3 separate regions of the Homo sapiens genome follow, and regions 1 and 3 are each linked to region 2. A link is a loop called in an ENCODE intact Hi-C map of the cell type or tissue named here. Cell type or tissue: mammary epithelial cell. All regions are shown on one strand.

Evidence for each region. A loop is a pair of places that touch in the nucleus more often than their neighbours do. Peaks named below come from ENCODE experiments on the same cell type or tissue, not always from the same donor. Only the 100,000 strongest peaks of a DNase experiment are listed, where the experiment ranks them.
Region 1: it touches region 2 in a loop (8-fold over the local background); 4 of 110 quality-filtered maps call a loop at or near these places.
Region 3: it touches region 2 in a loop (6-fold over the local background); 5 of 110 quality-filtered maps call a loop at or near these places.

The regions. Positions count from the first base shown.
Region 1 is chr2:20,211,772-20,214,271 of GRCh38, forward strand. All of the region lies in intron 1 of SDC1 (syndecan 1), which reads right to left. LOC124905978 (a long non-coding RNA gene) reads left to right here. Exons shown (of 2, transcript XR_007086241.1): 2 at 1-2,056. Among named protein-coding and RNA genes, the nearest start is that of SDC1, 12 kb to the right of the region's middle. RefSeq lists enhancers at 846-1,025, 1,286-1,345, 1,816-1,905 and a silencer at 2,377-2,500. In mammary epithelial cell, no CTCF peak of the experiment used is centred here; DNase peaks (open chromatin) are centred at 890 and 1,480; H3K4me3 peaks cover 209 bases; H3K27ac peaks cover 2,500 bases.
Region 2 is chr2:20,290,041-20,292,540 of GRCh38, forward strand. It overlaps PUM2 (pumilio RNA binding family member 2), which reads right to left. Exons shown (of 21, transcript NM_015317.5): 10 at 612-750. It also overlaps the pseudogene LOC100421404. Among named protein-coding and RNA genes, the nearest start is that of PUM2, 60 kb to the right of the region's middle. In mammary epithelial cell, a CTCF peak has its summit at 1,151 (motif pointing left); a DNase peak (open chromatin) is centred at 1,171; H3K27ac peaks cover 483 bases.
Region 3 is chr2:20,224,451-20,226,950 of GRCh38, forward strand. SDC1 (syndecan 1) reads right to left here and starts at 680. Exons shown (of 5, transcript NM_002997.5): 1 at 352-680. The coding sequence starts at 417. RefSeq lists silencers at 1-116, 137-196, 237-656, 717-1,096 and enhancers at 648-1,327, 1,328-2,007. In mammary epithelial cell, CTCF peaks have their summits at 1,027 and 2,111 (motif pointing right); DNase peaks (open chromatin) are centred at 721 and 1,031; H3K4me3 peaks cover 1,573 bases; H3K27ac peaks cover 1,934 bases.

The sequences.
Region 1 (2,500 bases), 78 kb before region 2:
AAAAAGCTGCAACACCCTCTCCCAGTCCCACTGCCTTCCGAACGCCTCAGTGCCCTGCAGTGTGGATCTGTGGCTGCCTTCCCTCTGTGGGGAGCCCTGTGACCCTTTCCTTCAGCCTGGACTGAAAACGGCCTAAGCACTGAGCAGGCAGGTCATATCCGAGCACCCAGGAGCAAGGGTCTCTGGGAAAGGGCTGGAATCCGCCATGCGGCTCCCGTGCTGGGGACCTGGGCAGCTTTCAGCCTCTCTCTAGACCTGTTCTCCACCTAGACGCCAGAAGGGGCTTGGTGGATAACGCTAAAGTGCTTTACGGCTGACAGGCTGGCCCCGCGGCTTTAGCACCTGGTGCTGCTCTGGGAACTAGACAGGGGTTCTGTCCCCCAAGACTCTCCAAATGCCCCCTCCTCAGGGACCCACAGCACTGATCACCAGAGGGTGGCCCAGGGAAAATGACCAGGTCCAACATGGGGATAGTCTGGTGACAGTCTGGCCTCTGTCCCTAAATTACGGGGTGGTGCCAGAAACACCTTGCCTCAGGTTGTCCATCTGTACAACGGAGGTTTGGCCAAAATGGTGGGACTCGTGGGAGTAGGCAGCAGGGCAGGGCCACAGGCCAGGAGACACTGGGCTCCCCCAGCCTCGGGGTTGTGGAGGAAGTGCTAGACACATCACTCCTCTCCTAAGGCTGGTTTCCGAACTCAGGAGCCGGGAAAACACAGCCCGCCAGGGAGGCAGGCTGAGGCTGCAGATGGGGTCTGGGCCTCCAGACCCGAAATCCCCCACTGAAGCCATTCCCAGGAGGAGGGGCCTCACTGGGGCCTCAAGGCAGCATCAGCATTTCCGGTGACAGGCACAGCAATTTATCAGCTCACTGGCTCTCTACTGAGAACAAGGCAAGCCGGGGCCTGCCGAGGGTATGACAGGCAGGGAGTGATGGGCCCGGCCCAGGGCAGGAGGGAGACAGAAATGGGCAGGAAGAGGAGGCTGTCCCCAGCAGCACTTCTGAGAGGAGGAGCACCTTTCGGGGACACTCTGGACGGCACCCCCAAGCACAGCCCCACCCTGCCACTTGGAGACGGACCCCTCACTGTCCTGGGGGCTTCCAGGGCAGGGCCAGGGTGGAGGGACGGCATTCACATTTGGCCTTCAAGACTACTTTCGGGTAATATTTTCCATTTAGTGTGAGGTCAGGGCTTTACAGATGGGAAGCCTGAGGTCAAGGTCGCAGAGCCGAGCCTCCCAGCCCTGGGCTTTTTGCCCTGCACCGCACTGCCTGCTCACAGTACACCGGGGGCGTTTATTGAAGGAGGAGGGATCCTGGCAGCCTCATGCCAGCTCCGATGCCCAAGCCAAGCCAGTGCTGCCCCCAGCACCCCCATACCTACCCTTCCACAGAGCTGGCGCCTGCCTCAGCAGCCCACATGCCAGGACTGGTCTCAGAACAGGCTCAGCTGAGGGCTGGGCGTGGAGCCGTGGAGCTGGAAGACCAGTTCCTCTGCTTTCCCCCCCTGGCAAAACCCGGGCCAGGCCAGGCAGGGCAAGGTTTCATCCAGGCAGGCGATGAGCAAAGCAACCCAACCCAGGCCCTGCAGCCTCAGTGCCTAGTTCTGCTCCGAGAGCCAAACAAGGGATCTGTCTCCCAAGACTCGCCAAACACCCCCCACTTAGGGACCCACAAGGACACTCGATCACACTGACTTGGTATCATCACCCTCAGCTTCCCAAGGGGAGTCATGGCTTAGGCAGGATGCCAGAGATATCCTAAATCAAGGTGACCGTGGGGCAACTGGCACCCTATGGGGACAGAGGGGGCAGCCAAGCCTCCAAAGCACTGTCCCTCCCCCAGCCCTGTCTGCCCTAAAGAGCCCACCAAGGTCAGAATCTCAGCCAAGATTTCCCCAGTCGGCCCTTACTGAGAAGCCCAGCCCTGTCAGTCCCCACCAGGTCCCCTGGAATGGGTAGCCACCGGACCTGGGGACCGGGGCACCTCTGCCAGATGGACTTCTAGGGACATCCTCCCCCTTGTACTTGCTAAATAAAGTGTCCTCAAGTTTCACAGAGGCAGAAACTGCACTTTTGACACACCTGCAGCCGGCCAGGGCTCCAGCTGTGTGTGAAGGTGGGGGAGGGGAACAAGCTCCAACTTTATTACCAAAATCTCTCCTATCAGTGTCCCTGTCATTGCACAATATCCCTTTGAAAACAAGTCCTCTGGGAAGGCTAAAGGGTACCAGCACTCACACTACAGCATAAATCACTTCCAGGTGGGGAGGGGCTAACTCTGGAACTAGGCCACTGCGGGTAGGTGGGAGCTCTGGGAGAGGGAACAGGATTACAACAGAGAGGCTGGAAGATGTCAAGGGCAAAGTTTTTAACCTTTGTCAAAATGTGGATGCCAACAATGCCATACCCAGGAAAGGAGGAAGAAATTCTCTTTGCTCTTCCTGGAGTCACAGATGTACACGGTTTCTCCTCCCACGTACAGAACAATGGGCTAGCC
Region 2 (2,500 bases):
CCATTATTATTAGTGATCATTTCACAAAAAAGTACTTTGTTGCCCTTTCCCAAAAGTTGTACAGTAGCAATGGGTAGAAATTTTATACTGTAATTTTTTATACTAGGCTTTCAAAGACACATTATCGACACTGTTGCTATTAAGTTATAAATAATAGTTTTAAACGCTATAAATGGGCTAAACAAGATTAAACAGGGTTCAAAGTAAGAAACATTAGCGGCAAACTTCTGCTATTAACTAAAAGATTATTCTTATAAAGCAGGAGTGGCAAATAGATTGTCTTGCATACCAACTCTCAATAACTGTTTTACTTCTTGAAGCAATATATTAAAAATTCTGGGTTAGGATTAGATAGATGCTATAAAAAAATGGCTGTGTTGAGAATTCTGATACATATTTACCATTCCTGTCGTTGAGTCTCAATTTACCATTCCTGTCGTTGAGTCTCACAATCAATACTGATTTCAATTATTAGCATCTGAGTTCTAAATATTTTGTTACAAGGTAGGCAAGATTTTAAATACAGTTTGATTTTTTTCACTCTTCAGTGTGAGTACCTACACTTAACATCTGAAATCTATTCAAATTTCCACAAATGACCAATTGTATACCTGGCATGCCAGTAGCAAGACCCTGACCAAAAGCCAATGTTGGATTTGCTGCTGCAGCTGCCGCAAGTGATTCTGCTTGCTGCCCTTGCTGACCCTGATTGGGAGTAAGAGGACGCTGACCTGCTCCAGCACGGAGAACCTACAAAGGTAAAATGATTTTCTTAAAATCAATATAAAATAATAGATAAGTAAATTTATCTTGGACAACTGTGTATTTATTACAAACAGCCTTTGGATATTTTTTAAACATTTACATGCAAGGAAATGTAGATTTAGCATGAAAAATCACAAAATACATTAACATCAAAAACACAATCACTAGCTCTTAACAGCTAGAACAATCTATAAAGCAACATGGAGGTTACAGAAAATCTTTGGTTAAAAACTATTTCTAATATCTGTGCTCTTTAACAAAGTAGTTTAAAAAATAATAATAATAATAATGAGCTTTTATTATTCTCAACAACAGAGAAGACTCCAGCCTGACATCTGCTGGAACTGAGTCCACACTGTGGAAGGCACAAGCTGTGGCAGGGCCTGGAAGACATGCCTTAGAGATTCCCTCAGTCCTGCCACCTTGTGGAAGACATTTCAAAAGAATGAATGGTAAACTCATGTGACCAGCAGGGAGGACAACATCGAAGAAACTTTCCTGCCTAAAGTCAGCCTCTGTCCAGAGCTAGTACATGGAAGGAGATACTTCTCCTGGGGTCACATCTTCACTGGAAGGCAGGTGGGAGCTCACTGCTGTGACCCACATATCCTCCTCGCTCGGCGTCTCTATTCTGGTACTTTATCCGACCGACTGCATATTCCTCTGTTCCTTGGCTACAGTGTTTAATTCTTGAGAAGAGAATGTTGAACAAGTCAAGTCCTCGTCACCCTTAGTCAGAACTCTCATTTGACTTGGAAGATTTGTACTTCCATTTTTTCTTCTTTTTCTTTTCTTTCTTCCTTTTCTTTCCTCTTCTTTTTCTTGTGTTTCTCTTTACTTCAGAGGAACTGGAGCTGCTCCCATCTTCATCCAAGATAGAATCCTCCAATAACTGTTTTAACTGCTGTATCCTTACATCCTTTTCATGTCTTTTATTGCCTCACATGCTGCCATATATGGGATCTTCATGTGCTACTCTGAACTGCTCTTTCAGTTACCTTTGATAAAGAAAGGGCATTGTTTGTCGCCCATTTGGTGACCATACCGTTTGCAACGCCAACCCAAGCATCCTTTAATCTTGTTGCTTTAGGAATGAATTTTCCATCACCAAGAAATTATGAAGCAATCCAATGAAAAGTAAGTGCTTAACTTTGACTTCTTTCTCCAGTGGCATCCAAAGTCCTTTAGTTGGTGTGTGAGCCAGAAATTCCCTGGCATGTTCATTGCCTGGTACATCTGGTATGCAGTCTTCTGGCTTAGTGTCATCTTCCTTGATAAGCCCAGGAGGAGGTTTTTTCATAAAAGGACTCCAGGTGCATGAGCTGCATCATGCTGCTTTTGCTCCCGGCGCCACTGCCCTGCAACTTGCCCGGGAGGTGGCCAAAATCCTGGCCTCCGCTACTTGATCCCCGCCTCCCTGTGGCTGGCCCCACGTCAGTGCACGGAGCCCCAGAGCTTAGCGCCGTCAGGCCCATGGCTGACAGTTGGTAGTTTTTTTTTTTTTTTTCCCCAAAGATTTGTTTGGGAGTAGGAGGAATGGCAAAATCTTAAGACTTTAAAATTAGATTTTTTTCTGAGACGAAGTCTCGCTCTATCACACAGGCTGGAGTGCAATGGCATGATCTCAGCTCACTGCAACCTCTACCTCCTGGATTCAAGTGCTTCTCCCACCTCAGCCTCCCCAGTAGCTAGGACAACAGGCGCACGCCACCACGCTTGGCTAAGTTTTTGTATT
Region 3 (2,500 bases), 66 kb before region 2:
GGGGGCCCGGCCGCCGCGGTGGCCGGGGCGAGGAGGGTGGGAACGGGCGACCCCGGGCGCCGCTGTGGGCTGGCGGGCTCCGACAGATGTGGAGACGTTTTACATAATTGAGCGCGGGGCCCCGGCCCCCCACCCTCCCCAGCGCGGGACCGGTGCGGCACCCACCGACAGCGGAGGAAATTGGGGCTGGAGCCCTGGTCTCGGGGCTCACCGTCCCGGGACCCGCTGGGCTAGCGCGGGAAGAAGGGAAGTCTTCGCTCCCCCTCCCCCTCCACGTGCACCCGCCGGCATCCGCGGGTGACCAGTCCCGGCTTCCCGCCGCCTCCCCGCCTGGCCGCCGGCCGCACTCACCGGCAGGGCCGGCTGCAGGCTCAGCGCCAGCGCGCACAGCCAGAGCCAGAGCGCCGCGCGCCTCATGCTGCCCGGACCGGCGGCGGGAGAGCGGCAGGCTGCGCGGGTCGCGGCTGCGGGCCGGCTTCGCGGGTTCCGCTGCTCGATGCTCTCTTGGGCGCCTGCCCAGCGCGCCGCTGTCCCAGGCGAGGGCTGCAGGGTCCGCCGGCTGGAGTCCGCTCTCTACTGCCGGATTCCTCTCCGCTCGGCTCGGATTCGGCCCGCACCTCTCCCGCCGAGCTCCGCCTTATAATAAACCCACAGGCCCTTCCTTAGCCGTTGCAAAAACTGGCCCCCCACCCCCAGCTCCGCCAGGTCTCCCGGCCAGCCCCAGTCCACACCCCCCAGGACCCCGCCCCCCAGCCACCCCTCCCGGCCCCTTCGGAACGCCCCACCCCCGGCCCGCTCCTAAGGTTCTTGCCTGCTTGGCTCCCGCTCCTCCGGTGGCCGAACGTCGCTTTCGGGAGCTGTGGTCCCCGCAAGCCGCGGTTCCCGGCCTTTCAGCTCGGCTGCTCCCTGGGTGGTGGGGCCGAGGCGCACCCCCTTCTGCCCGGGCCCGGAGTGCGGAGGCGCAGCCCGGGAGAGGGGCTGAAGGGGGGCAGGCAGTCCTCGGGCGCGAGTGTGCAGCGCCCTCTGGGCGTGGACGCGGAGCGCGCTCCAGGTGCGCAGGACTCCTAGCTCTCTTGGGGAACGCTTTCTGGGGCAGGGCGGGGACCCGGGGGCGATGGGGCCTTCAACCGACGGGCAAACACACACAGACACACCCCGGCTGTCCTCCAGCTGCGATGCGGCTCGCTGCGCCCCGCCGGCCCAGATTCTCCCGTACGCTCGCGTTCTTCCTGCACTCCACAAAGTGCTGGAGACTTGGGGCCTTAGTTTAAACAGCTGCACCCGCACGGAAGGGCTGCAAGAAAAAGGGGGACGGGGGCGGAGTTCGCAGCGTTTTTCTGTGGAAGACAACGCCCTCTCTCTTCATCTGAGCTAAAAGGAAAAATAAGTAACTTCTTTGTTCCCCGGTGACCTCGGGCACGCGGATCTGAGGAGCACCGTGCAGTTGCTGCTCCTTCGAGATCCCCTGCGAGGCCCTGGGCCTCAGTTCAAAAAGCTGTGGAAGGCCTGCGGGTGTAGGGGAAACGGCCGAGAGAGCAAAGGGGAAGAACCGGACGGGCCCTGCCCACATCTGGCAGGCAGGAGAGATGGTGCCAAACGACCTTCGCACCTGGGCCCTGAGACCAAAGATGGCGTCGTCCTCCCCTGTCTTCCCTAGGCGGAAGGCAAGAACTTGGGTCGGCCTGAGCTGGGGACCAAGAAAATATCGGGAAGTGTCCAGTGTTCCTCTTTAAAAGAATTAAACCTTCCTGGGCCACGCAGGGACTGACCGTGGGACCCTGGACTCTCCTCCACCTTCCACCGTGGAGCAGGCTCTGGAGCCGAGCAGCCTCCTGCGTCCCCATCTCATCCCCCCACTCCTCCTCACAGCACTAAAAGATGATGGCCTGCTTGTACCCCTGCTCCTGAGCACCTGTTTGACCTCAAAGAGCTCTCGCTTTTGGGGTGTCCGTCTCCCCAAGTCTGTCTAGGGGGCAGGAAGACCTTCATCAGGGTTCTTGGGGGCCGATGTGGGCTCGCTGAGTGCCTGAGTGATGGATGGTCTCACAGCACGGCACCACGGAGGTCCAGCCGAGCTCGAGGAGTCCCTGTGGATTAAAAATGCCCTTTTCGAAGGTTCTACCTCTACCAGAGGGTGGCTCCACAGATCCCTTCAACCCAGTATGGTGGAAAAATAGGAATTTTGGAATCTTACCTTTCTCTACTGCTCACAACAGAGGAAACTGGGGTCAGGGAGGATTTGATGGAGTCTTTTCATTTTTTAAAAGTCACTCACGGCCAAGCGCGATGGCTCACGCCTGTAACCCCAGCACTTTGGGAGGCCGAGGCGGGCAGATCACCTGAGGTCAGGAGTTCTCGACCAGCCTGGCTAACACGGTGAATCCCCATCTCTACTAAAAATACAAAAATTAGCCGGATATGGTGGCAGGTGCCTATAATCCCAGCTACTCGGGAGGCTGAGGCAGGGAGAATCGCCTCGACCTCTCGGGTTCAAACAATT